Regions from separate parts of the Homo sapiens genome. Here all the other regions are linked to region 7. A link is a loop called in an ENCODE intact Hi-C map of the cell type or tissue named here. Cell type or tissue: PC-3. All regions are shown on one strand.

Region 1 (4,000 bases), 170 kb after region 7:
CCTGGGTTGTAGACCTCTCCTTTCCCCATATGTGTTTCCATAGGAAGCTCTCAAAAGCTGTATTATAATCATCTGATTACTGGTCAGCCTCTTCCTGACAGGCACTTTGCTTTACATCTTGTTTCTTCCTAGAGCCTAGCATAGTGCATGGTATATTTTAAGCATCCTATAAATATTTGCTAAAAATAATAAATGAATTAACTTTCTCTTTTCTTTTTTTTTGAGATGGAGTCTCGCTCTGTCCCCCAGGCTGGAGGGCCGTGACATAATCTAGGCTCACTGTAACCTTCACGTCCTGGGTTCAAGCAATTCTCTGCCTCAGCCTCCTGAGTAGCTGGGATCACAGGCGCCCGCCACCACGCCCGGTTAATTTTTTTGTATTTTTAGTAGAAATGCGGTTTCACTATCTTGGCTAGGCTGGTCTTGAACTCCTGACCTCGTGATCCGCCTCGGCCTCCCAAAGTGCTGGGATTACATTTTTTGGGAGTAACTGATAAATAATGCCCTAATTACTATTGACTTCCACTGATAAAAACTGAAAAGGCAAAGTGAGAGACTGAAGAGTTAAATGGCTGGGCCAAAATTCTAAGTCCAATGCTGGCTTTGAGCTCTTCCATCCAGTGCCCAGACACCTTTCCCTGATCCTAAAGAGCCTGCCTCTCAGCATAAATATTCACTTTATCACTGGTATGCCTGTCTTAATGTATAAACACTATTGATGGTTTACTCTGTGCATTTAATTCCTATAGTCCGCAATTATAAATATAAGAGACTTTGTTCCAGTTTTTGTTCTACATTCCACAGTGTCTGTGTCACACACGAATTTCCCTTTGAAACCAATGAGCATTCTATGCCAGAAGATATCCTGGGGATGGAGGAGGAAGGGAGGGAGGGGAGAGAGAGAGAGAATCAGAGTCACCATCTGTTGACAATACTCTTGTGCAGAGCCAGTTTTGAAGGTTAATGACATGTCACGCATCCTCCAGCGTCTGGTAACAAAAATAGGCTGCTCTCCCAGAATTCGTTAGGGAGTTGTGGCCCCATGGAAGATGTAACTTGTCAGCCAGCACTCCAGTAGGGTCCAGGAAGACAATTTCTGCCAAAAGCTGGATGAAATTTAATGGAGATCCAGGAAAAACAACTTTTACTAAAATTCAAATGTGGAAGTGATCATTTTTCCCTGAGGCCAGTAAAAAGGCTATAAATTATTGACTTTCCAAAATGACCCTGCGTAATGTTTATAAGGAACTCTTGCATTTCATCGCAATTCTTCAATATACATCTACTCCTTTCTCTATTTCTTTTCAGAAAAATTAAGATTGTAAGCTTGTAATGCAAACAGGTCCAAGGGTTCACCAAGGATCTGCCCATGGTTTTTTTAGATGGTTAAATTTTTGGCAGTGCAGCTGATCCACGGCAAATCTGGGTCTCAGCTTTATTGACAGCCTACTGTTTAATGACTCACTTTGCTGTCTCATCAAGAATGCACCCAGTGGAAAGGCTACACCTTCTCAAGTGTAATTGCATGCTTTCTCCACATCTCTTCTGGGCTCTCTTTAATTTTCAAAGCCCCACTGAGCAACCTTTAAAAATCTGAGCCCTTTCCCACCTGGTGCTCGATGCTTTAAGAGGAGGTGACTCTGACTGTTTTTCTGTTAACCTAAGAACAAACTGTCTTGTCCCAGCATGGAGTAGAGTGGCTTGAACAAGGACGTGTAAAAAGAAACAGAGCAAGGAAACTGAAATACTTCCAAGCTCTTCTGCATTCTGTCTTTATAGCATGACATCATTAATATTGTTTGAAGTAAAGTTTTTGGACTATAGCTCTGCCTAACTTCAAATATAAATGTAAATTACAAACAAAAAACTAAATGAGTGTTTGATTACTTGCCAGCTTGGAGTATCCAATCCTCTCTTATTCAAGAGCAGAATTAAAAATAAAAGTTTGGTGGTATGAGGTGCTAAAATGATCACTCATATAGAAGTCAGGAAATTTGGGCCATTTTCAGGTTCTTCTTGGGTGACTTTGTATAAATCACTAACTTCTGTGGGCCTCAAATTCTCCAGCCCTGAAGTTAAATTCAATTTAAAAGTACATTTTTAGCCACTAAAAATATTTGTCTAGATCAGCACTGTCCAATAGAACCTTGGCCAATGAAGGAAATGTTCTATATCTGCACTATCCAATATGGTAGCCCTAGCCATATTGAGCACTATTGCATGTGTAAATGTAAGTACTACGACTGAAGAACTGGATTTTTACTTTTATTTAATTTTAATCAATTTAAATTTAAAACAAACATGTACCTAGTGGCTACTATATTGGACAATGCAAGTTTAATTATTTCTAAGGCTCCTTATTAAAGGTTATGTTTTGATGATTACTTTTTTTTTTTTTTTTTAAATATGGAGTCTGGCTCTATCACCCAGGCTGGAATGCAATGGCATGATCACTCACTGCAACCTCTGCTTCCCAGTTTCAAGTGATTCTCTTGCCTCAGCCTCCCAAGTAGCTGCAATTATAGGCGTGTACCATCACACCTGGCTAATTTTTGTATTTTTAGTAGAGACGGGGTTTTACCATATTGGCCAGGCTGGTCTTGAACTCCTGACCTCAAGTGATCCTCCCTCCTCAGCCTCCCAAAGTGCTGGGATTACAGGCGTGAATCACTGTGCCCAGCCTATGTTTTGATGATTTCTCAACCTAGCTAATGACCCAGAGTGAATCTTTCTTTTTATTCTCACTACTGTAAAATTTACTTTATAAATTATTTGATATAAATAATCTTTAACAGTAATTAATCAGTCTGATTAAAAAATAGGAACTCCACATGAGAAAGATAAAGCATGTGAAAGAATTTTACAAATTTGAAAATGCAATGTAATTATAAAGCACTCTTAACAAAATCTCTGTTACACCTAACTGCACACCTTTCTTCAAGTGCCAGCTGATGCACATAGACCAAAAGCTGTTCTATCTCATAGTCCAAACCAATGGAAATACCTTGATGGAACCCTGCCGAAGGCCAAAAAGCTTAACCTTCTGAGTACTTTTTTTCACTGAGGTTTAAATAAATAGATTTTCAATTTCTTTTCCCCTCCACCACACTTGCCAAGTGTTTCTAACTAGATGTTACTATAATCTACACAACAAAATCATTCTTATTAATTATGCAATGCCTTATAACTGTTGCATGCATTTCTGTTGCTTCTCAGCTTTGCTTTGCAGCAGCAGAGCACGTCGAACATTGACCAGAAGAAGTCCAAAGGGATGACTGTTGTTCACCAGAGGCTCCCATTTTGGTCTGAGCCTGCATTTGCCTTTCTCTACTTCTGTTTAATTCCTTTCAGCCCCTAGACCTCCTCTCACTGACCTTTAGACTCTTCCAGCCCTTTCCACGTGGCATCTTAATTCTACCTTTTGAGTTCACAACACTATCTTTTTTTCCTCTGGTCTGTGTTTGGCTCCTCCTTCCTGGCACATTTACTTACTTCTGTACCTTCATGACTATCCCTTGTAATGTGGCCCTGGGATTTTCTCCTGGTGGGGAGCCTCAGCTGGTACAGCCTAGAGACTATGCCTCTAGCCCCTCCCCAGATTCCTGAGGCCTAGATTCCGGAGACCAATGGGTTTTAACAGAGAGAAAAGACTTCTCCTACCAACTATTGTGCAACAAAACATTTCCTGCTTTATCTTATTTTTTAAGTGATTCCAGGGTCTTCTATAAAAGATACATGGCTCATCATTTGGGAAAAGTTATTTCTTTTTTAAAATAACTTTACTATATGCATAACCAGCACAAAATAAATGACATCAACATAATCAAGAGAGTGAATATATTAATCACCTCAAAAGTTACTGTGCCCCTTTTTAATCTCTCACTACCTCCCTTACCTGCCTCCCCCATCCTTGCCGTGGGTCCAGGCAATCCCTGGTCTGCTTCCTGTCACTGTAGATTATTTTGCATCATCTAGCATTTTATATAAATAAAATCATATG
Region 2 (4,000 bases), 260 kb after region 7:
GTTTTACAGAAAGTGCAATTAACCTGTTGTCTGTTCTCTTTGTCCAATTTGCAGGCTTCATGCGGCCCAGTTCTCTTGCCTGTGCTCTGCTCTCTGAGCATGAGTGCTGATATCCAGCCTGCCTCACTGTGCCTTTCCATCCCCCACCTTCCTGTGCATGCAGACCTCCTTACTATTGCTCTCTGCCTGGTTTCTCAGGTCCCTGTTTGACCTTGGCCAGTCTTCTAGTTGCTCTTCTCTTAAACCAATAATATGACCTGACACCAAGAACTGCTGGGGGACCTGCTTTTGATGACCTACTGCATTTTAACATAGGGGTCATCACACCAGCCTAGCAAACATTGTCAGAACCCCAGAAGCTTCTTTAAAAACTAGTCAAGTGTTTCAGTAGCCTGATACTAAATCCCTCCAGTCTGTGACCTATTCATTCGGTTGGTACCAAATGCCCCCTGAGGTTAAACAAGGCCCTGAAAAGATAATGAGATGAAATGGCTTGACCTTCAGGTGGAAGATCTCTCCTTTCCTTCCTAGCCTCTAGCTGGCTTAGATTATTTTTATCATTTTTCAAAGCAGCAACGTTTATTTCCTCTGCTTCAGTGAGCTGTGCAGATGCAAGGTCTGGAAGGAATATTTAGTGGTCGCCATGGTTACCATTAGTCATATGAAGTTATAGCGCATGTGCTGATTCCTCTCTTCACAGCTGTAAAAAGAAAGCACGCTTCAAAAAGCAGGCTTGCTAGGGCTCTGAAGACTTTAATTCTGTAATGGGTCCAGCTCCTCTGGTCATTTATCTTGATCTGCCAGTTTAATTAGCACTTTAAAGATTTTAGGCAGAGAAGATTTCATAGAACATGAAGCTAGATGGACATTTTGAGATTTAGCCTCACCTTCTGATTTTACAAATAAGGAAACTGAGGCCCAGAAAGGAGAAGGGACTTAGAGCCACACAGTGAGTCAATTAAAGTCATCAAAGGGGTATGCTTAGTAAGTACCAGGGCCAGGGCTCCTTCTAGCTCCGCTATATCTCCCAACCTAACTGGCAGACTGAGTCATGTGAAGCTCTAGGATGGACAAGGACTAAACAAGTTCAGTGCAAGGCAGGGAAATCTGATCTCACAAGAAGGGGTTGGATTCCTTAAAATGGGGCTTAAGCCAAAATCCAAAAAGGGTCTCCAAGACCATTTTAGGCTTGGAGTATCAACTGAGTTTTATGATTGGCTAAGTCCAGATGGCACAAACAACCACTATTTCAAAATGGGCTGTTCGTCTACTGGTTCTGACCAGTTTTCTAAAAAGTGGATGCCCCGCAAGTGCTGCAGCTCCTTCTGTGGGGCCTGACTTCTCGCTATCTTGCAATTTCCCTACTCTCCCAGCTCAATGTTCAATAGAACCTCACTTCCAATAAGCCCAGGACTATGGCTCTTCTGATGTTTTGCAATTGGCTAGATATAAAAATAAAATTGCACATAGAACATCTTGAACAAGGGTCAACTATCTTCACACTTTTTAATTTAAGTAAGACTTTCTGTTTGATGGACTCAATATTTAACGTGTTTTTGCCTGAATAACCTCAACATTGGATAACCTGAACAAACACTTCTTCACAGACCTTGTTTCTAGGTACTGTTCCTCACTAGAAGGAGCTAGGATTCCTTGGAGAGAGGAGGGCCAGAGCAAAGCAAGACAAGAAGGGTCTGGAATATCTTATACAAAAAAGTGTACAAAAAATGATGAAGGCTATGTCAAAAAGACTTAGGGCCAGCTTCAAGGGTACCTATTGGCTAAATTTGGGACAATTTAAGCTTCAACAAGAATTAAATGGCAGCATTGGATCTAATTCACTGAATAAAAATAAGAATCCAGCTAATCAATGTAGAAGAAGTAATAATAGTTGGTAAGTCAATCATCTTTTTTAAAAGACATCATAGTAATAACTGATTTTATCAAGATTCATCAACGGATGCTAAAGCTATAGGGTAAAAGTTTGAAGAAGACAGGATATTAAATAGTCTCAAAATATCTTCCTGTAGATTATAAAGAGAAATGGTAGTCTTCTAGTGGAGATACCTAGCAATCACCAGTTTATAAAAAGTGATCAAAGTTAATGTCATCAGTAATGTGTGCCTCTAGGTGGTGATATGTTGTTAAGGACACAACATCATTGTCATGGTATGCTTGCCAAAAGTGCATAATCTGAACTTAATGATGAGTAACCCTGAGGCAAACCCAAATCATGTGACATTTCTACCAAACGTCTGGCCTGTATACTTCAATAATGTCAATGTCCTGAAAAACAAAGCTAAGGAACTGCTTCAAATTAAAGGAGATTAATGAGCCATGACAACTAAATGCAATCTGTGATCCTGAATTGGATGCTGGTTCAGGGAGAAAACAAACAATTACAAAAACATTTTTAGGGCAATTATTAAAATTTGAGTATGATCTATATATTAAATAATAGCATGTATCAATGTTAAACGTCCTGAATTTGATGTTGGTACTATGGATCTATAAGGGGAAAAGGAGTATGATGTTTGAAACTAATACTTGAATGGGAAAGGAGGGAAGAAGAGAGAATATAAAAGAAAATGAAGAAAAGGTTAAAACAGGCAAATTCAGATGGGTTTAGAGAGTTAGTTCTTGGTACTACTCTTAAAACTTCTGTAAATTTGAAATGATTTTAAGTTAAAAAGTAAAATTTAGAAACTCTCCAATTTGAAGGGATCCTAATGCAGGTAGCAGGTAGGAGCAAACAAGACAAGCTCAAACTGACAATTTACAAGTCAAGAATTATTTAACTACAGCTCAAAGTTCTAGGCAGAAAGAAATGTATATTAATTTATTCTTTAAGAAAACATTCATTGAATAATATTAATAATAGTTAATATTTGTAAGCACTTTGTGTGGGTTACTTGGTTTCCATGTTGCAGCAGATTGCATTTTCTAAATATAAACATATTGAACTACATTCCATCCTACATGCTTTTCTTAAAATGTGATGTTTACAACTTACATCAAGAGATGGGGTATACTTTTCTTTTTCTTGAACCTGAAAAGGCCTTTAACTACTTTGACCAATATAATAGCATGGAAGAGATGGTGCATGACTTCTGGGGCTAGGCCATAAAAGGCATAGAAACTTATCTTGTCTCTTGGATTGCTTGCTCTGAGAATGAAAAGAAATGGTTATGCAAAAAATGCAATGGGGCCGGGCGTGGTGGCTCATGCCTGTAATCCCAGCACTTCGGGAGGCCAAGGTGGGCAGATCAAGGTCAAGGCCGAGGAGGTCAAGAGATCAAGACCATCCTGGCCAACATGGTGAAACCCTGTCTACTAAAAATACAAAAATTAGCTGGGCGTGGTAGCTTGTCTGTAGTCCCAGCTACTTGGGAGGCTGAGGCAGGAGAATCGCTTGAACCCAGGAGGTGGAGGTTGCAGTGAGCCAAGTTCGCGCTACTACACTCCAGCCTGGTGACAGAACGAGACTCTGTCTCAAAAAAAAAGAAAAAATGCAATGGGAACACACTGATGAGAGAAGAAATAATGTCTGAGTAAAGCTTCAAAAACAGATCTATTATGAGATCCCTCATTTGCCACATGAACCAGTGAGGGAGCTGCTGCAGGCCTACATGAGCCTACCAAACAAGCAGACACCCCTGCCTCACCTTTCCCTAAACATAATTATATTCTCTCATTGTGTTTTGTTCAAGAAAACTTGATTACATGCCTTGATAATGCAATGGATTACCCATTAGACATTACTATCTTAGAATTTAACCATAAACATTTTGCAAACACCATATAAAACCAAATTTGAAGCCCTCAGTCCATCATCCTAATATTGGTACAGAAGACAATGAACTGATGTGACACTCATCTTCGTACCTAATAAAAGCCTGCCAGTTCTGCGCCTTCCCCAATGTTTCCAGCAGTCCCTCCTTTTATTCTTTGTTCACCACTGGGTATGCAGTCAGCATGTAATAAATAATAAAAACAACTT
Region 3 (4,000 bases), 99 kb after region 7:
ATGACTTTCATAATTGAAGCTGTGACTCTTAGTTTGGGGCCCTAGCATGCCAGCAATTCAGTCAGATTATCTGAAATAATGATTTATCATTGCAGATAGTCCAGCAATAATTTCAGATACCACAGCCTCTGCTGACACTTTTCAGATGTTTTCCTTATGATAAATTTATCTGTTTTTACTTTTTTCATTAAATGTATCTGCTCTGGTGTCTTTGTTCCTTCTTCCATTAGTCTGGAAATCCTTGTGCAAGCCTGAGCCATAAGCTATCCCTCCATCTCTTGAAGAACACAGTAATGGAGTAAGAATTCATAAGTGTATGCCTCAGAATCCTCAGATATCTGGGACCTGGGAGTCTCAAAATCGAGGCTATGCAGAGCTGGATAAAATAAAACTAGAATCAGGGTCCCCTGAGTCGTGGAAACTACTCCAGTATCCAAATGTATCTGAGCCTCTTTGCACATCCAGGGAAGACTAAAAGTATTTTCCAGCCTATGAAATCAATTTCTTACAAAGATAAAAGGAAATTATTGTTGGTCTTTTTACTTTATGACCTACCTCTTTGTAATAAGAATTGAGGCAAATTTGTCATCAAATGCTCTTTGCAGAGAGGTAGGATGTCATAATGGAGGGAGCCCAGGCCCTGAGGTTAGACATAAATGGAGATGAATACAAGTTCCCTCACTGATCAGCTCTATGCCTTCTGGCAAGTTACTTAATCTCTCTGACCCTTGCTCTCCTTTGCTATAAAAAGGGGTTATTGATACCTGCATTTTGGGCATGTTATATGGATTAGGAATAATCTATTAAAAATGCATAGCATAGTGGCTGGTACAAAGTAGACATTCAACAAATTACAGTTATTATCATCATTTTCAAAGTAAATTAGTTTAAACATTTAGGAATCGGTTTATGCTTCCAGATGACTACATAAACCTGAGAGATTTTTTTTTTTTTTTTGCCCCATATAAATTTTCTGTAATTGTATACACTGGCTGTGAATCCAGTTATGAATCGAGAATAATATATTTAAAGTAATCTTATTCCAGATTAAAAATAAATTCTAATGGTTTGCCTCAAAAAGAGAAACAATCAAGCTTCCCATTAAGACAAATTCAGTAACCACAAAAGCATGCAGAGCTAGACAAAAGAAGATAGTACTATTCTTTCCACGAGTGTGTGACTCATTTTCAACTCAAAGATGGTGCACAGGAAACAAACGCTCATTTACCCACTAGGCTGCTCGGAGCCTGCAGGGATACAGACAACACCCCACTCATATTTTGCACATTCAGGCAAAATGTTATGTCCTTCCTCACTGGATTCAGTCCCATTTTTGCAGGTGTAACTTTTATAAGCAAGACTGAAAAGAAAAAAGAAAAAAACATGTCATTTGGGAGTGCATTCAAAGCCCATTAAGATGACACATTCACTCGTATTTCTCTTTAACCTTCAGGCCACAGGACAGCCTCCCAACCCAGCTAAAGAATCAAGGGCGGAAGGCCAAAATCATCTGAAAACAAATATGATACTTCAAAAATGTCTGAAAAGGACAGGTGTGCTTTTCAAGAAGGCTTTCCCTCAGTGGCTTTACCTTTTGTGTGCGGCCCGGATGTAGCTGATAAACCAAGGCTTTCTGACTTTGCAGCTTGATAGATATAATTTTCATAGTATATGGAAAGATAATGCACCCAATGTATTGGACAGTTGTCCCTGTGTTATCAAGCAGTGTGTTCTCTTATTTCACTAACAAATGTCCAGACAAACACACATTGTGGCAAATGCAAGGAAATCACTAGCCTGTGTTTGAAACTTAAGCCTCCCCGTTCTTTAGAGTATAGCAGTATTCAGGCAATAGGGATGCATGGTACGAGCATTACCCTTTCTCTCTCTCCAGACTCCAGAACATGACAATAGCTGATATGTTTCAGTGCATGAATAATTCTGATTCCAGCTAGACAATTGTTGTGAAGGAATTGTCCTTATAATATTTGTCTCATAAAAATATGTATATTTTATTATAAAACAAGAATGTTCAAATGGACATCCACATTTTGGCCCCAAATCCTCCCCTTTTGTGCATCTTATGCAAAGTACATGTCAATAAGTATTTATCAAATGAATGTTAAAAGCATGAAAGAATGTTTTATGGGGATTTTGATGTCTTTCTAGTGAGATACTGTTTTTCATTTAATCATAACTCATTTTTTTTGAGATGAGAAAATTTAGACTCAAAGTCATGATAAGCCACCAACATCATAAAGAGCAGACTCAGGAACTGAACTGTATTCTCTGCCTGTCCCTTCATGCAATTTCTTTCTCCTTTCTACAGAAAAATCCCCCCTTCCTGCTATTTCCACCCCTGAAATATTTATAGGCTGATGTCCTCTTTAGTCATCACTGAGCTAAGCTGCAATCTTTTAATCATTTCTCAGAAGTCATTTTCTCTATCGGCTTAATCATTTCATTTACTTCTGACTCCACCCAAAGTGCTTACGTCCCTTAAACATGAGGTTCCAGAACTGAAACATAGTCCTTCAAGGAACCAGAGAGAAGCCAGGCAACATCAATCAAGCCCCTTGATGATGGAACGTGTCCTCACATGTGACTCAATAGACGTTTTGCTGTGGGACTCTAATTCTGTCTTGCCTTATAGGCAAGATGCAATCTTTATCAGAGCTCCAGGGGTAATGCTGTGTCACACAAAAATGTGCACTGCTTTTGATATCAGGCACACCTGGGTTCAAATCTTGGCTTCCCGATTTACTACTTACGTAACCTAAGGCAAGTTATTAAGCGTCTCTAAATCTTGGTTTCTTTGTCAGAGACAAGTTGGGAGGAATACTAGCTACATCATAGGAGTCTTGTGAGAACTAAATCACTTAATATATGTAAATGGCCTGTATATACTATACCTAGCACACATTACATACAGCACATTTACTAACCTCTAAATCTAGTGTTAAATCAATTTCTTTCTCTCTCACCGCACTCCATTCAATTTACCAGGAATTCTGTCCACCTTTCTTTCAGTTTTTCTGAACGTATCCATTTCTTCCCATTGATATGAGTCACAAATAGATCAGCTGCCACCTGATCAGACCCACCATCATTTCTAACCAGACCATTGCCATAGCCTCCTGACTCATTCCCCTGCTTTCATCCTTGCCTTTTATAATCCTTTCTCTACACTGTAGCGATGTCATCTTTCTAAAAGATTACTTGGACCAGTCCACTTGCCTGCATAAAACATGGCATAGGGTTCCCACTACACTTAAAAACAAATCCAAAATTCTTGCCATGGACTACAGGACCTCAAGTGATCTTTCCCTGCTTGTATCTCTGAAGTTATCCTTCTCCCCTCTTCTATCACTTACTCTACTTTTAGCCATATATGGCTTTTGGTTTCTTGAGCTCACTAAGCTTATTCTGGTGCCAGAAACTTTGCCCTTTCCATTCCCTGAGACTTAGATGTTCTTCCCCAAGATCTTTACATGATTGGTTCCTTCTCACCATTTCAGTCTAAGACCAGAGGTCACCTCCTCCAAGAGGTCTCCCTTGGTCACCAAATCTCACGTTGTCTCTCCCTGATAACCTAACACTGACACTTTCTAGCACATTACTTTGTCTTACTTTCTTTATATCACTTTATCACTATCTGAAATTACCATCTTTATTTATTTGTTTGTTTATTTCCAGAATGTTTTTCTCTCTCAACAGAATGCCAGCCCTATGAAAGAAGGAACCTTGTCTACTTTGCATCTCTCAATATTGTTACCTCCTAAAATTGTGCCTGGCATGAAGTAGACACTCAATAAATATTTGACAAATGGATAAATTGGTTTGGAAGAACTGGGCTCTATCATACTTTTCATAAGTATGAAAAGCATTTGACAAGATAATGAAATCTTAAGGTATTCTCACATAAATTTAATATCTCAGCCCTAAATTTTGCATAGCCAGGAAATTCTGTAGCATTATAAAATGGTTCAGAACACAGAGC
Region 4 (4,000 bases), 420 kb after region 7:
AAGTGCCTGGCACAAAATAGGGGTGTAATAAACGTTAATTTCCTTTTCTGCCTCTACAAACCTGCCTGAGCCAATCAAGGAAGAGAAGGAAGGCGAGGAAGTAAAAATGGTTAAGAATTACATTTTAAGTCCCATTTCCACTCAGCTGCTTTTCCTAGCTCAGCAGAGAACATGTCAGACTAAAGAAGATCAAATAATCTTTGGGGTGAGTTGCCCTGATAAAGAAATATGCTGAAACAGCCTGTATGTTCTCAAAGTAAGAAACCAAAAGGGGAAAGTTCAGGACCTGTAAATAGATCCTTTTCATGCCCAAGTTCTGCAGATTTTACAACTTGCTGGGATATTTCCCAGGGAAATCAGAGAGAGGGGATAGTAAGAGGTGGCAGGGGGTTGGCGGGGAGGATTTCTATATTCCCATCACAGATCATTTAACTCTATTTGCAGCTCAGGAACCCCAGAGCACAGGAGACAGACCACTGAAAATTTCGTGCTTATTTTACCTCTTCACTGTCATTACTTTAAACATGTGTCTTAGCAGGAGTATTATTAGTTCATGACACAGTAGACATGGATAAGCATTTTTATGGAATTTTAGGGTGGGGAGAGAATAGATATATACCACTCTAGCCCAAAGTCATCCTGTGGTCGCTACTTAATACAAGTGAATTACATAGTGCCACCGGCAGAAGATGGAATTGATACTGCTTTACAAAATAACAACCTTGCATACATAGGTGGTAAGAAAAGCAAGGAAATGACTACCACAAAAATCAGGGTAGTGGATACCTCAAGACAGGAGAAGGGAGGTACGTCTAGAAGGTAAACAAAGGAGGGACGTCTGGGCTGGCCATGTTCCATTTCTTGATGGAGGGTATTCACTTTGTAATTATTCATTGTACTATACACTTATGCCTTCTGTTTGCATATTCTATTTCATAATTTTTAAAGGTTTAAAAAAAAGAAAATAATAACCTCTCTTCATTGAGAAAATAATACTTTGCTGTAGGTTTCAGCCCTAGGTATTGCAACATTACCATCATCCTCAGTTGATGTTCTTGTTCCTCCCATAGATTTTTATTCTGGAAGAAGAAGAGGAGGGTAGTATTTTTTTTTTTTTTTTTAAGACAGAGTCTCACTCTGTCACCCAAGGCTGGAGGCCAGTGGCACGATGTCGACTCACTGCAATCTCTGCCTCCTGGATTCAAGAGATTCTCTGCCTCAGCCTCCCGAATAGCTGGGATTACAAGTGCCCGCCACCACGCCTGGCTAATTTTTGTATTTCTAGTAGAGATGGGGTTTCACCACTCTGGCCACGCTAGTCTTGAACTCCTAACCTCAAGTGATCTGCCCACCTCGGCTTCACAAAGTGCTGGGATTACAGGCATGAGCCGCTGTGCCTGGCTAGGAGGGTGGATTTTTGAAGAGCCACAGGTAGACTGCTGTTAATACTCCTGTATAGATAACATACCAGGGAATGTTTTAATACAGGAATATGCTTGAGATATATACACACAAACATAATACACACACACACACACACACGTAATTTTTTTTTTTTTTTTTTTAGAGAGAGACAGGGTCTTACTATGTTGCCCAGGCTGGTCTCAAACTCCTGGCCTCAAGCAATCCTCCCGCCTGGCCTCCCAAAACGCTGGGATTATAGGTGTGAGCTACTGCATCCAGGCTTTTGGGGTATATTTCAAAGAGTCCAATTACTCTTGAGTCAGAACTCAGTGAAGCTCTACAAGATACCAAAATGTTCTCCAAGGGGTACGCAGCATTCGCAAATCAGAGTCATCAGATGCAAAGAAAGGGAATACAAATGGGCTTATGAAATCATTGGAAAAAATACACAATTTTTCAGGAAATATTAAGAACTCAGTTCCTCCTCCAATTCAGGGCATAGCAGAGCCTCAGGGCCTCTATGTGAAGAAAATCCCTCCTGTGTTTGGCATCTGAGTGACTCACCCAGAAAACCATCCACTGCGTGCAGCAAAGAGGAAATGAATCATGGAAGCTTCTGACCTTTGCACTTGTCATCTCTGCACAGGGAAACCACCCACAGACAGTCTCAGCAGAACTGGAGTCAGGGCAGTCAAACAAAGCACACACAGAAATGATGCAAATTCACTGGCAGGGAAGAGCAAGAGAATCAGGGCAAGAGAACGCAGCTCAGGGGTTGCAAATACAGGATAAACATTGGTTTTGTGATACAGAAAACTTAGCAGTTGAAACGGCATTGAGGATGATTTGGCAGTGCCCACTGACCTGTTGTTTTAAGCAGGAATCTGAACCCTTACCCTGCTGGCTGGGGGTGGGAGTGGAGTGGAATGGCATGGAAGAAAACAATGACCTTTGAATCTCCATCTTATATTTGGTATTTGGAGAATTTGCTTGGCTTGCGTTAGAGGAAGTAGGCCAAACTAATGCCAGTATGAGAGTTGGAATGGATTTGATAGAGTCACATTTAAGAAGATGAAAGCCAACGACTGCATTTTGAAAAGGCCATGAGTTCACAATAACTGGTCCAGGAGTACTAACACAATCTGAAGAATTATCTACAGCCATAGTCCAATACTTCACGTTGTGATTTGTTTTAAACAAAATCAGAATGCCTTTAAAATGCTAATTTGGAAGATAACTATAGTTCATCCTAAAACATGTACAGAGTAGAAAGCAAACACCTAGCGAGGACAGAAGGGCAAACCTCAAACTGCCTACATTACTGAATACAAGTGCATCAGGACTGTACGCTGAGATGCGATTGCTCTCAGCTTGTCTGCTCACCCATCAATGATGAGGGGGATAAGTGACTACCTACTGAGTTGCAGAGTTCAAAGGCATTTCCCTTCACCCCAAGGTGAGTTTTAAATGCAATTTCCCTTCTCACATGGGTCTACAAAGTACAGCTTCCTAAATACCTTTTTTAAAAAGAATATACCATCCCTCAAAAAACATCACCCAGGCCTTTGCCCTCAGGATAAACTTGGCAAGGAAACCTTGTCCTTACTAGTTAGAAGACTGGGAATTAGGCACTCGTATGCCACACAGTTTAATACGGAGCTCTCTCCTGTGCTTGATAACTCAGGCTGATAGAAGACATTGGATATTGGATGGTGTTCTGGTCACAGCTCAAGAAGGAAGATTTGGGGCTGATCTTAGAAACTTCCCTGTCCCTTCCATCCCACTTCTCACTCTGGCTACCTTCATCTTCTCTCTTCTTACCCACTTCAACATCACTTTACTTTAGAGAAAGGAGATTAGTCATTTCCAAGTAGAGAGGCAGCATTTATTGCCCTGCACCCTGTAGTTGCCCTTAGCATTTACCAACGGAAATGGAAGTGATTCAGTCTTCTCTCACATCACAGAACTATAGTGTGATCCTTTGCACACCGTTAAGTGATTTACATACAAGTGGTACCAGGGAGTGCTAGTATTCTCTTTCCACTCCCTTATGAAGTTCCATCCCCACTTCTATCAGTATATGCAACTAATGAACTAGTATATTTCTGCAATAATAATAATTTTTAAAACAGCTATCATAAATTTGATATTTACCATATGCCAGGTACACTGCTAATTTTTTTTTACAAACATTAATCCTTTTAATCTTCATAGTAACCATATTAGATTGGTGCTATTTTCATCCCCACTTCAGATGGGAAATGATGAGTTTAGGGGATTGTGTAACTTGCCCAAAATCAAGCCAAAAGGTAAAGGAGCCAGGATTTAAGCCCAGAGCTGTTCACCTCCAGAATCTGAGCTCTCAGCCACCACACTATAGGCCCTAGGAGGCTGAGGGCAGGAAAAGAAGCAACTGAATTCTATTTGTTGCTACAGTGATTCTGGTCACCTTTTCTTTATGTAATCATAGCAGGCAGTAGACGGGAAACATAATGAAGTCTTATTTCCAAGAGGACATCTCAGCTGTCATCTATGAATTTTCGATATTTCTTTCTTATGTATAAGAAATGAGAAAGGAAGAAAGACAGCAGCAGAA
Region 5 (4,000 bases), 390 kb after region 7:
ATGATCTTTTTTTTTTTTTTTTTTGAGACAGGGTCTTGCTCTGTCACTGAGGATGGAGTCTTATGGTGCAATCACAGCTCACTGCAGCCTCAGCTTCCCCGGGCTCAGGTGATTCTCCCATCTCAGTCTCCCAAGTAGCTGGGACTACAGGTGCGCACCATCACATCCAGCTACTTTTTGTATTTTTTTAAAGGCAATGTCCTTCCACGTTGCCCAGGCTGATCTCAAACTCCTGGACTCAAGCAATCCTCCCGCCTCAGCTTTCCAAAGTGCTGGAAGTGCTGGGATTACAGGAGTGAGCCAGGATCCAGTCTCAGGTATTTATTTATATAAAGGGATCTTACCTCTCTGGATGGAAGAGACTGAAATGGAATTACCAAAGTCCAAATATGTGTATCTGTTGCATTTAAAGTAGCACAGTTTCTCATGCCTGTTTTTTTTAATAGGCAATTACAACCATTTGAGGTCATGCTGCATCTCCAAAATTTCAAAGATGCAACTGTATTACACCGAAAAGCAGTTGAATTCAAGTGGCCATTATTTAAGGGGTCAAATTTATTCATGCAATGAACAAACAATCCTGACTGAATTCAACTGTTTATGGTTCAGGTTGTTTGTTTTTGTTTTGTTTTGGAGACGGAGTCTCACTCTATCACCCAGGCTTCAGTGCAGTGGTGCAATCTTGGCTCACTGCAACCTCCACCTCCTGGATTCAAGCAATTCTCCTGCCTCAGCCTCCCGAGTAGCTGGGACTACAGGCACACACCACGACCCCGAGTGGTGTATTTTTTTAGTATTTTAGTAGAGACGGGGTTTCATTGTGTTGCCCAGGCTGGTCTCGCACTCCTGAGCTCAGGCAATCCACCTGCCTTGGCCTCCCACAGTGCTAGTATTACAGGCGTGAACCACCGCGCCTGGCCGGTTGTTTTCTTTTTTAAAGAACTGATTTCCTTCCAAACCAATTCAGTGTTTCTTCCCAAACCATTTATGTGAGTACATGTAACTTTTAACACAAAAGCTAGCAAAAACCCTATATTTACAAGACCTGTTGGTTGATAATAAGTACAAAACTACATAAACACAGATTTTTCCCTGTAGATAAAAATCCTAGATTGCTGTGAAGAAACCTCATTCACTTTAACTTCCTTTAAAAACAAGAACGGATTTCCATGCACTGATTTACACCAGGAAATAGTTTTGTTGGTTATTTACAAATGCTTTTGAAGAATGCAGGTGGGATTACACATGAGGCTGCCACAAAAATAAATGTTAGTAAAATCATGACTCTATTCAGCATTAATCAAAGAGCAGAAGAGAAGTTATTATGAAAAATCTTACTCAGCAAACAATAAAAGATAAAATTCCACTAGTTAAAGAGCAATTTTAAAATAGTTACAAACATGAGTCAAATAATGAACACATGTTAACACATATTCAATTCACTGGTGGGGAGCCAGAAGCATGATCAAGCTGGTTTAAAGGCCATTTGGGGACCTGGGTACTCAGAAAAATTAGTGAAATTTGTAAAAGAGAATGTATGAATAAGATTACTAGTTAAGTCAAAAGAGGTTAATGTCCTACAGGGCAATGAAACCATAATCTTTAGAGTTATCTTTTATACCGGACATAAACCTAAATGAACATGTGACCTCACAGAGTCTAGGCCTTGTCAGTAGTAAATAATGAGTAATCCTTGGTGGCCTTTTAAACATTTTCCCATTGTGACATTGATAAGACATGCTGTTCCTCTTCTTTTTTTTTTTTTTTTTTTCTGAGACAAAGTCTCACTCTTTTTGCCAAGGCTGGAGTGCAATGGTGCGATCTCGGCTCACTGCAACTTCTGCCTCCCAGGTTCAAGCGATTCTCCTGCCTCAGCCTCCCGAGTAGCTGGGATTACAGACATCTGCCACAGTGCCCGGCTAATTTTTGTATTTTTAGTAGAGATAGGGTTTTACCATGTTGGCCAGGCTGGTCTCGAACTCCTGACCTCAGGCAATCTGCCCACCTCGGCCTCCCAAAGTGCTGGGATTACAGGCATGAGTCACCACGTCCGGCCCCCTCTTTTTTCTTTATTTCCAAGTTTGCAATTTTTTAAAAAAACCTCTGAAGCTGTGCTTAAATAAAAATTAGATTCTAGTACTACACATCAGAAGAGCTATTATTGAAAAGCCATTCCTAAATTTTGGGTTGTTCTCACCCCTGATTTGAAACAACGATTCCCCATCTCACAAGCCACCAAGTTTGCCTCCCTTTTGTCTCTCCCTATTCTAGTAAAGCCCTGAAAGTTTACTGCGAAAGCCATCTGGTTCTGTCCTCTGCACACGAGCACAGATTACACAAATTGCTTTCCCACTTTTAGAAGAAATATCACAATCTGCCACACTAACGTCAAACAAATTCCACCTGAGAGAAAAATGCTTCTTTTAAGCAAACATGAGTCTTCACTCTCTTGTCCTGGCCATGCACTAATGACCAATCAGCTACCTTTCTTAGTAATCACCTTCATTTTATTGGAAAGCCAATACTACTCTCCAAGCAAAATAATCACTGTACCTTTAACTTCCTCCTAGGTTTAGTTTTCCAATTCTAAATTCTCTTTGGGGACCCTTTTAAATTTGTCTTAATCTGATAGATGAAAATGCTCTCCTAAAACTCCTAGGACAAGCACTCCCACAAATACTGAAATAGATTACATTTCCTTTGCCTGTTTATACCTCCTGTCAGAGTAAAACATGCAAAACTCAGAAAAGAATGTAAATGAAAAACAATAGCAAAAAAATAAATAAATAAAAAGCAAGTAATTGCTTTGGGCTGGGAATTTGCTGTTTGTTGAATGTGCTGGATTTTTTGGTGGGTGGTAGTGCCCCTGATCTGCTACAGGAGTCCATGGCACCAAGCTGGGAAGCACCGGCCTCTGCCTACAGCACACGCACTCCAGACTTCCTCATAAATGAGGCCCATGAAGACCAAAATGAAGGGAAAAGCCTAGCATGTAAATATCTCATTAGCCTGGGCCTGGGCTGGTTGCCCAGCACTGATTGGGTTCCCAGTGACTTCTTTTAGGATTGGGGCCAGGACTTATTTTTATGTTCGATCTTGAAGCAATTTATTCAGTTCCCACAAACCTCCTGGTATTGTGAAAACTTCAGAGTCCACAGTGGCAGTCTCTGAGAAGGGTGTTTGAGTAGACTAGCCAGGAGAGAGAAAGACAAAATGCCACAAAGACACATAATGAAGTAGAGAGCCGTACCCCTATTGGTGAGAACAGTCCAAGTTTTGATCTGCCAGTCAATCTCCAGAGCTAAATTCCCACACCAGCTTGAGTAATCAGCTGTCACACCCTCCAAGGGAAAACCTCCCATGTAGGAGGTCATGAGGGAAAAGAGGCAATGGACAGGGAAATTTCATGTACCGATCACTAACACATTCCCAACCCTGCACAAGGTGCTTTAGCTAAATTATTCTTCAAATTAACCCCATGAAGAAGGACAAGAAATAAGAACCTATAGCCACCGTGTCATCAACCCCCATGCTCACCTTTAATTCAATGAACAAACTCAGGCCATGTATAAAACTTGGGAAGCCAACTTCAGTGCCAGAATTAATTATGTAACTTGAATAAAACCAGATTTAATGATTCCTTTTCACTTGACTCCCATCACAGGCTCATTAGTAAGGACAGAAATTTACCCCAAAGTGAATCACACGTAAGAAGGGCTACTCAGCATTCTTGGAGGATGAATGGTAAATGTCCTCCCAGTTGCCTAGAGACGCTGAATATACAGACAGCTATGGCTCATGGAGGGATTTTTTTTTTTTTTCTCCCTCTGACCTCTAGCCAGACTTGGGCTGAATATCAAAGGCCAAGTTCTTGGTCACATTCATATCTCCCTGGGCCTCTAGAAAAAGGTTGAGTGGGTTAGCTGAGGTGCAATAGTCAGCACTTTTCAGCAGGCAGGAACCATCCGTGCTGAAGGAAAGATAGCACACAGGGTGCCCA
Region 6 (4,000 bases), 460 kb after region 7:
AATTGCATTCACCTAGTTGCCCAGAAGGGCAGCAACAAATTTTTATCACTCCACGTATTAGGATCTCACCAGTGCCCATAGATCCACTACCCTCAACCAACCTTTTCAGAAAATATTTCTCCCAACACCTACACAGGCTACAAATCTAGGCAGCTACCTCCTCAAGTAACTGTATAAACATTCAAATCACTTCAACATTTTTCAACTCCACAGGTAATTTCAAGACCTGAGGGTGACTAGCAACAGGAAACATTCCACAAATATTTTAGGAGTCATAAGATAAAATCAATTTCAAATGGCTTTTTTAAAAGAATATATTCTAACAACCACATTTTAAAATAAGTCCATTTCAAAATATACTTCTGGAGGAGAAGGAGAGAGAAGAGGGAAAAAAAAGAAAAAAGAAAATGTGTGTGTGTGTATATATATATGCGTGTGTGTGTGTGTGTGTGTGTGTGTGTGTATTTCTGCAGTATTTCTGCAGGTAGGAGAGAGATTATTGCCTAACATTTTATAAAAAGCAATATATATATTTATACATATATATATATATATTTGTACACACACACACAGACACACACACACACTCTGGTTTCTTTTGTGAATTTGCCTGTTTCCTGAAGTTTTGTTAATCCATGTGGATTATATTTGAAAAGGGTAAAACATGATTAACTTTTTTTTTTTTTTTTTTTGAGACAAGGTCTCACTCTGTTTTCCAGGCTGGAGTGCAGTGGTGCAATTAGAGCTCACTGTGTCCTCGAACTCCTGGACTCAAGTGGTCTTCCTGCCTCAGAGTCCCAGGTAGCTGGGACCATAGGTGTGTGCCATCACATCAGGCTGTGTTTTTTATTTTTTGTAGAGGCGGGTTCTCACTTTGTTGCCCAGGCTGGTCTTGAACTCTGACCTCAAGTGATCCTCCTGCCTCTGTCTCCCAAAGGGCTGATATTACGGGCATGAGCCACTGAGCCTGGCCATGATTCCATTTTTAAAACTATGGAATTAAACAGTTTACTTTCCATCTCAGTTTATACTTTTTGGGGAAAAGATGTGATGAATCTTTTCATCTAAATGCTGAAAAGACTATAAATGATGTCTGAATGCTTCGAGTGATTATTTGCAAGAATAACAACACCTTGGATTTATGGAAATTGTCTTTCAGGCTTTACAAAGCAGTGGTGCAGTATTGAAAGAGCATTAATTAAGAATCATGGAAACTGGAATTTGGTTCTAATCATGTCTTTAACTTTAACTGCCGGTGTGACCTTGGGTGGCTAACTGACACCTCCTCACATCATTTTTTTTTTCACTGTAAAATGGGGAAGGATGGATGCTACATCATCTAAACTTCCAAAATGCCATGATCAACTCTGATTTCAAACTCAGTATTTCTGCAGGTAGGAGAGAGATTATTGCCTAACATTTGTTAGAAAGCAAACTCAAACCAGGGTCCACCAGCTGTTAAGACAGCCATGAAGCTCAGGTCTTCCGGCAGCTACCTGGCACGACTTACAGGCATCAGGGATTTCATGTGAACCCCTGGCAATAATTACAATTATTCCGTAGTGAGCCAGCACATTGTGGCAAGGATTAAATGCTTTCTCACGCCTGCAAATGCAACCCATATACAAATGCAATCCACCTGAGGAGTCTCCTTTTCTGTCAGAAACTAAAAAAGTAAGTCACTGAATTGTTCTCCCACTGAGACCACAGTCATCCCCTCCAGCGGTGGTGTTGAAATGTGGCAACAGGAAGTTACAAAGGGACCTGGCACCACCACAGACCACTGCTTTGTCATAGGTGTTCGGGCAGGATAGGCCTCACCCTCAAAGCAGGACGCTCAAAGCTCTAAGGAAGCCACTCTGCCCAGGGCTGCTTCAAACACTTAGAGATCAGGTTCTGCACCAAAAAACTGACAAGCCCGCCTTCATATGCCATGAAAAGTTACTAGCAAGAAGAGTAAAAACAGTAATTATAATACACACACACATACACGCACACAATGTATATATTTGGGGGTTCCTTGGAAGGATCATTAAAGGCAGGTGTTTACCAACTACAGCCAACGAACTACAGCCAAGCTTTGTAGAAATGAACATTTCTTTAACAACTAAAAACCAAAAAAAAGAACTGTTACAAGTTTGGCTTCTTTGGCTGTGATTAGTCACAAAGCTGGTCTGCAGTTTTGAGGTCATGAGTCAGCTCTGACGGGGTAAGCCACACTACTGGTTACAATTTGCTATGGCAAAGTTCAAAATACTCGCAAAATAAGTCAACTGTATGAACTATCAGCTTCTGGAGAAAGCCAGTGGAGGATAGTAACATAATTAAAACTTTGAAACTCCCCAAGGGTCATTTCCTGTTTCTTTCTCCCCAGTACTTGAATACTCATTTATCAGTTGCTTTGGAAGCACAGGATGTCTGGTCTTAAAACACGGCAGTACGTGTTTGCTCACTCCATTATAAACGACTTTGGCAGTCCTTAAGAGTATACAACATAACCGCATTGACTATTTTTTCAAGTTTTCATTTCCGGAGCCTGACTAAATATCAAATGCTTCAGGTGAATGCTCTGGCAAAAAGCAAGCCGTTCTCACATCGACTCTATCTCAGAAGCAGCTAATTCTGACTCTGTGTCTGGGAGTAACGAAGGGGACCTCTTTATCCCTAGGTCCTGACAATCCCTTCAAGATAAAATAAGATTCTGAATAATCCTCAAACCAATTAAATTTGCCTATAGCGACAGTCTATCCCAGATCATCTAAATTTCCACAGTGTTGTGGCCTCCACTGGTGCCATCTTTGATAAACAGACTTACTTTGTAGGCAAGTAAGGCTAGAGCTCTAGAACACTCGCACCATGACGTTTATTTGATTATGGCCTTTCTATGTAGCTGGTGAGGGCTTCCCACCAGGTCTTTGAGAAAAAAAGCAAGTAAGGATATTTTGCTGAATAAATTCGTATGGCCAATGAGTTCAGTATTCAAGTTTTCCTCTGTCAATAATTCTGGATAGTTGGAATGTCGTGTTGACATGATTCCTTCTACTTTAACATAAGTATAAATTTGGGTCAAATTTTACAAAAAACTAGGAATTTCTTGATACCTTTTTTTTTTAAGTTACAGTAACATCCTATTTCCTTTTCTTTTTTAAAATTTTTATTTCTCTTTTTTTTAATAAGCCTTTGTCAGAATCTTAAAAAAAAAATAGAGATGGGCTTCTTGCTATGCTGCCCAGGCTGGTCTTGAACTCCTGGCCTCAAGTGATCCTCTTGCCTTGGCCTCCCAAAGTGCTGGGATTACAGTCATGAGCCACCATGCCCAGCCCATCCTAGTTCTTAAAACCAGATTATTTGGATTGAAATATACATATGTATATGAATATATAATATCTAATTCCTCTTAAAATGGAATCCAGATAATAATGTTTGCATTTTCATGATGCTCTACTGTAAGTAAAGTGGCTAAGTGGTGCCTCTGGGACTTGAACTCATGCAGATTTTACTGCCACTTCATAGTATGTTCATAATAGCTTCTCTCAGGCAGGGCTATTATTCCCACTTACAAATGAGCAGACTAAGGCTCATAGAGATTTAATGAGCTGCTAATGTCAGAAGACTAAGAGTCAGAACTAGAATCCCAGTTCATGCTTTTTATTCAATATAATCTATGCATGATGATGTTTATTGCAGCTGTACTGTTAACAGCATAACAACAGAAAATCACCAGATGGCAATAGGCAAATAAGTGAAATAATACACCAACTAAATGGCATATTATGCTGTCATTAACATTATGACTTTAAACAATAATAATAAGGATGATAGCTACCACTTATTGAATGCTTACTTTGCGACAGGAACAGCCACAGTCCTTTATGTGAACTAATTTTGGTTTCACAACTCCATGAGACAGGTACTATCATTGTCTGCATTGCACACGCTGAAAACTGAGGCTAAAATAAATTAAATTACTTGCCCAGAGCAACTCAGCTAATAAGAATGA
Region 7 (4,000 bases):
AGCAGTTTATGGTAGAGATGCTCTGTAAACTATTTTTATAACCTTGAAGGACATTAGATATAATCTATGAAGCAATGAAAGGTATGAGTGTTTTGGAGATTATCCCCCAACATTAGCTTCCCAGGAGTACCCCTTTTACAAGTCTGTGGTTTATGCTCCTTTGGGCATGGATGTCGGATCACTATTTTGGGAACTGACAACAATAACAGCCAGCTTGACTGTGTTCATACTCTCGAGTGTATATAAGCATCCACAAAATTTGGCTTCTTAATGTGAAATGACACCTGATATGAAACTGTCCCCTAAGAAGGTGTCAAACACAAAAATTCAACGGAAGCTAGGAAGCATGCGTCCAGCTGAATGTGCACACTGAGAAAAGGCTTTTTCAAATGTAGTAAAAGGAACTAATACAACTGAACTCTGTAATGAATTTAAATCTAATACAAGTGAACTCTGTAATGAATTTAAATAGTCTACCGTATGTTTTATTAGAAGAATGTCATTTGGGGCTTGGTTGGTGGATAGAAAGTTTTCTAGAGGCCGTGTCAAAAAAAAATACAAAAATATATAAAAGAATTTCTGATGTTTATTTAGTGTTTGTGAAGGTCCAGATACTATGTTAAATATTTTTCAAGCCTCATAGGTTCATAATTAAATTCTTTAAGGAAAGAAAGCACTATTATGATCTCCATTTTACTGTAAAGGAAATTGAAGTTTAGAAAGGCCAACTAACAAATGAATGCTTAACCCAGGTCTATCTGAATCTAGTGCCCTAAAATCTTAACTGATAGGCATTGTTGAATATTTACCTATGATTTCAAAGCCAGGCATTATACTAAATGAAACTAAGAGATAATAACCTGGAAAATGTGAATAGTCAGAACTATTCCATTAAACAGCCAGTCAGAGTTGAGTTATACAAGGATTCAAAGAAATGTATATGTGTGCTTCACACAGAAATTAATTTCGGAATGGCCAGTTTGTCAAAAATGATAGCTTTTTTTTTTTTTTTTAAACAAGAGTCTTGCTCTGTGGCCCAGGCTGGAGTGCAGTGGCATGATCTCAGCTCACTGCAACCTCTGCCTCCCGGGTTCAAGCAATTATCCTGCCTCAGCCTCCCAAGTAGCTGGGATTACAGGTGCCTGCCACCACACCAGGCTAATTTTTTTGTATTTTTAGTAGAGACAGGGTTTCACCATGTTGGACAGGCTGGTCTCCAACTCCTGACCTCAGGTGATCCGCCCACCTTGGCCTCCCAAAGTTCTGGGATTACAGGCGTGAGCTACCGTGCTGAGCCAGCACTCTTTTTGAAATACTAATTTTTAAAAATAGATGAACTGTGCCTTTTTTCTTCTTTTTTTGCATTTTATCACAAGCTCATGGATCTATGCTATACTACAAGCCCATTTCTTTCATCTATTCAGTGGTTTCTGATGACCTAACACTGTTAGGTAAAGGTGCATGTGTTGCCAGTAATTTTCTCACCAAGAATTACTTTAACTTATGTGGTTAAAGGTGTCAATACCTTCCCAGGAAAAGCACTGAGTGGGTTAGTGGAAGGCACACACTTATCAAGCAGCAGTTCTTGAGCAGCAATGCTTGTTGTAAAAGTGCTAATATTTATTTTCCACACTAGAGGACAGTGCTTGAAAGAGTAACAGTCCTTACCTCAAAGGTTAGGCAGCACCAAGACTGGAACAATCAGACCATTATTAGCTTCCCTAACCCACGTGCAGAGCACATAAAGATTTTATTTCTTTGGGAGAAAAAAAGAGAAATAAATATGTTTGCTCTAACATGCGGCAGTAATCAATGATGATGCTGTATTAACTTCCTGGGCACAGAGAAAGAGAAATGCCAGTAAAATTTACTAATTAGAATTGCCAAAGAATGAATGAAAGAAGACATCTTTATAAATGCACATGAAATCCTTTCACAATAAGCTCTTAAAGAAAGAATTTTTGTTGAAGCTGTGACTAAATGCTCAGAAAAATAATCTGATGTTTTGGGTTGATTATCATTAGAATTCAGTGATGAAAAACTTATTTACGTAAACATCTTGTTTTCTCTCATCAGTATAATAGTCATACATGCTGTAGGGTACAAAATACAAGGCCCAAAACATATATGTAATGTTATTTGATGGTTAAGTTTTGCCCTTGGAAGCAGGAGATGGGTGTTGGAGAGGGAGTGGTTAGTGGTGTTTGAAGATGGATTTCAATACTATAGAAACCCCTTTTGGTTTTACCTGCATGAATCTTCAAGCAAGAGTATCACTAACTACATAGACTGTCAAAAGGGAGGCATTGTTTCCTTAAGCCATAATTAAAGACAGTCCCTCGCCTTGACGTTTGCTTGAACAAGGACCATTGGGACCCTGAGGGATTAACTCAGCATTCATACTTTTCAAAAGGGGCTGGTGGGAGTAAGAAAGAGGAGGAATATGAGAGACTAATGAAAGATTTCATTGAAGGGCACCAAATCCAAGACTTCTCATTGTTCCTGGAGCCAGCCCAGGTGATTCACCAATCAGCCAGTGGAAGGGGCTCTGTTTTACTGAACTGAGGTGGGTGTAGTAACCTCTACTTTCCCATTCTCAACATCTGACCCTTTTCTACTTCACTGTTACCCTCATCTTCTGTTTATATTGATTGCCTACAGTGTCACAGAATTGAAAAATACTGGGGAGCCCAGCACACTCCTGGGTACTACAGCAGATTACACCAATTTTAAATCTTCTCCCTGCCCTGAAGGATATATGGATACACTCGGTAATAGAAAAGCTTACCGTCTAGTGGAGAAGATGCCCCGATACCCAATCAACCATCCCCTCTCCTAGCGTGAGAACAGCCCTATCTGAGCAGTACTAGGTATTCACTCCTATTCATTTTCTACCCCTGACTTGAGGACACAGTCCTGGGGACAGTGACCCCAAGATTTCTCTCTTTCTTTCCTTCCTTCCTTCCTTCCTTCCCTCCCTCTCTCTCTCCGTCGCTCCCTCTCTCTCTTTCTTTTCTTTGAGTCTTGCTCTGTTGTCCAGGCTGGAATGCAGTGGCGCTATCTCAGCTCACTGCAAACTCCGCCTCCCAGGTTCACTCCATTCTCTGGGACTACAGGCGCCCGCCACCATGCCAGGCTAATTTTTTTTGTATTTTTAGTAGAGACGGGGTTTCATTATGTTGGCCAGACTGGTCTCAAACTCCTGACCTCGTGATTCACCCACCTCGGCCTCCCAAAGTGCCGTGACCCCAAGATTTCTAACAAAAATCACCACAGTCTGGAATATCGAGAATTTTGTTCAGCCCTCTGTAGCTATGTGACCCTGTACAGCCCTGCCCAAGACAACTAACTACTCTGTACAACACAGTTTCCTCTTTGCAGAATGAAATTACAGATGTAACCACATCACGGGATTAGTGTGTGAGTGGAAAGGAAATAAGGGTGGGAACGACCCTGATGCCCATCACAGAGCTCTTTCTGTTGTGGATCCTTCATGAGCTCATAAAAGTCACTAATTTCAAAAGAACAGGCTTTATTCAGCCTTCATTTGGGATGTACAAAATTTTGGCCCCGGATGGAGACCTGATTATTTACATTCCAAAGGATCTTCAACTTTAAAACCTTAACATAGCATTTTTTTTAAAATGAATTAGCTGGAGTTGTAGAATACTAGATCTGGTTTAGATTTTAGAGCTGTTTTAGGTAGTCTCCTGGTGATCCACCTCCATATATAAATAAGGAAATAGCAATTGGGATGTTTTCCTTGGGCTAAGAGCAATTTTTTGGAAGAGCTAGTCTTAAAACCAAATCTTCTGATTCTCAGCCCTGTTGGTTGGTCAGCTAATAACTGTAAACACGAGATTAGAATCAGACATATATAATGATAAAGTGGCCTAAAACCATCACATTATTCAATGAGATTTGCTTATTAAAGAAATCTACATTGCATACCCATTCAGAAATATATTTATAAGAAATACTGAAGTACAAACAGCAAGAG

The links. Peaks named below come from ENCODE experiments on the same cell type or tissue, not always from the same donor. Only the 100,000 strongest peaks of a DNase experiment are listed, where the experiment ranks them.
Region 1: a loop joins it to region 7, with 2.8 times the contacts of the local background. A loop is called at or near these places in 8 of 110 quality-filtered maps.
Region 2: a loop joins it to region 7, with 9 times the contacts of the local background. A loop is called at or near these places in 5 of 110 quality-filtered maps.
Region 3: a loop joins it to region 7, with 5 times the contacts of the local background. A loop is called at or near these places in 4 of 110 quality-filtered maps.
Region 4: a loop joins it to region 7, with 14 times the contacts of the local background. A loop is called at or near these places in 3 of 110 quality-filtered maps.
Region 5: it touches region 7 in a loop (16-fold over the local background); 4 of 110 quality-filtered maps call a loop at or near these places.
Region 6: a loop joins it to region 7, with 5 times the contacts of the local background. A loop is called at or near these places in 39 of 110 quality-filtered maps.

Annotation. Positions count from the first base shown.
Region 1 is chr12:75,724,179-75,728,178 of GRCh38, forward strand. All of the region lies in intron 1 of LOC105369844 (a long non-coding RNA gene), which reads right to left. Among named protein-coding and RNA genes, the nearest start is that of KRR1, 210 kb to the left of the region's middle. In PC-3, a CTCF peak has its summit at 1,627; DNase peaks (open chromatin) are centred at 873 and 1,483; H3K4me3 peaks cover 493 bases; H3K27ac peaks cover 1,994 bases.
Region 2 is chr12:75,814,923-75,818,922 of GRCh38, forward strand. The region is part of intron 1 of LOC105369844 (a long non-coding RNA gene); the gene reads right to left. Among named protein-coding and RNA genes, the nearest start is that of PHLDA1-AS1, 210 kb to the right of the region's middle. RefSeq lists a silencer at 601-660. In PC-3, a CTCF peak has its summit at 2,121 (motif pointing right); a DNase peak (open chromatin) is centred at 2,179; H3K27ac peaks cover 2,440 bases.
Region 3 is chr12:75,657,816-75,661,815 of GRCh38, forward strand. It overlaps LOC105369844 (a long non-coding RNA gene), which reads right to left. Exons shown (of 16, transcript XR_007063375.1): 8 at 1,229-1,360. Among named protein-coding and RNA genes, the nearest start is that of KRR1, 150 kb to the left of the region's middle. In PC-3, no CTCF peak of the experiment used is centred here; DNase peaks (open chromatin) are centred at 646, 1,346, 2,466 and 3,116; H3K4me3 peaks cover 775 bases; H3K27ac peaks cover 4,000 bases.
Region 4 is chr12:75,976,092-75,980,091 of GRCh38, forward strand. No RefSeq gene overlaps it. Among named protein-coding and RNA genes, the nearest start is that of PHLDA1-AS1, 52 kb to the right of the region's middle. RefSeq lists enhancers at 1,383-2,582, 1,911-2,080, 1,957-2,101, 2,111-2,160 and a cis regulatory region at 2,022-2,035. In PC-3, no CTCF peak of the experiment used is centred here; DNase peaks (open chromatin) are centred at 2,020 and 3,330; H3K4me3 peaks cover 823 bases; H3K27ac peaks cover 4,000 bases.
Region 5 is chr12:75,950,451-75,954,450 of GRCh38, forward strand. No RefSeq gene overlaps it. Among named protein-coding and RNA genes, the nearest start is that of PHLDA1-AS1, 78 kb to the right of the region's middle. In PC-3, no CTCF peak of the experiment used is centred here; DNase peaks (open chromatin) are centred at 1,651, 3,321 and 3,781; H3K27ac peaks cover 3,914 bases.
Region 6 is chr12:76,018,691-76,022,690 of GRCh38, forward strand. No RefSeq gene overlaps it. Among named protein-coding and RNA genes, the nearest start is that of PHLDA1-AS1, 9.8 kb to the right of the region's middle. In PC-3, no CTCF peak of the experiment used is centred here; DNase peaks (open chromatin) are centred at 201, 1,761 and 2,331; H3K4me3 peaks cover 1,957 bases; H3K27ac peaks cover 4,000 bases.
Region 7 is chr12:75,558,724-75,562,723 of GRCh38, forward strand. All of the region lies in intron 12 of LOC105369844 (a long non-coding RNA gene), which reads right to left. Among named protein-coding and RNA genes, the nearest start is that of KRR1, 49 kb to the left of the region's middle. In PC-3, a CTCF peak has its summit at 1,619; a DNase peak (open chromatin) is centred at 1,658.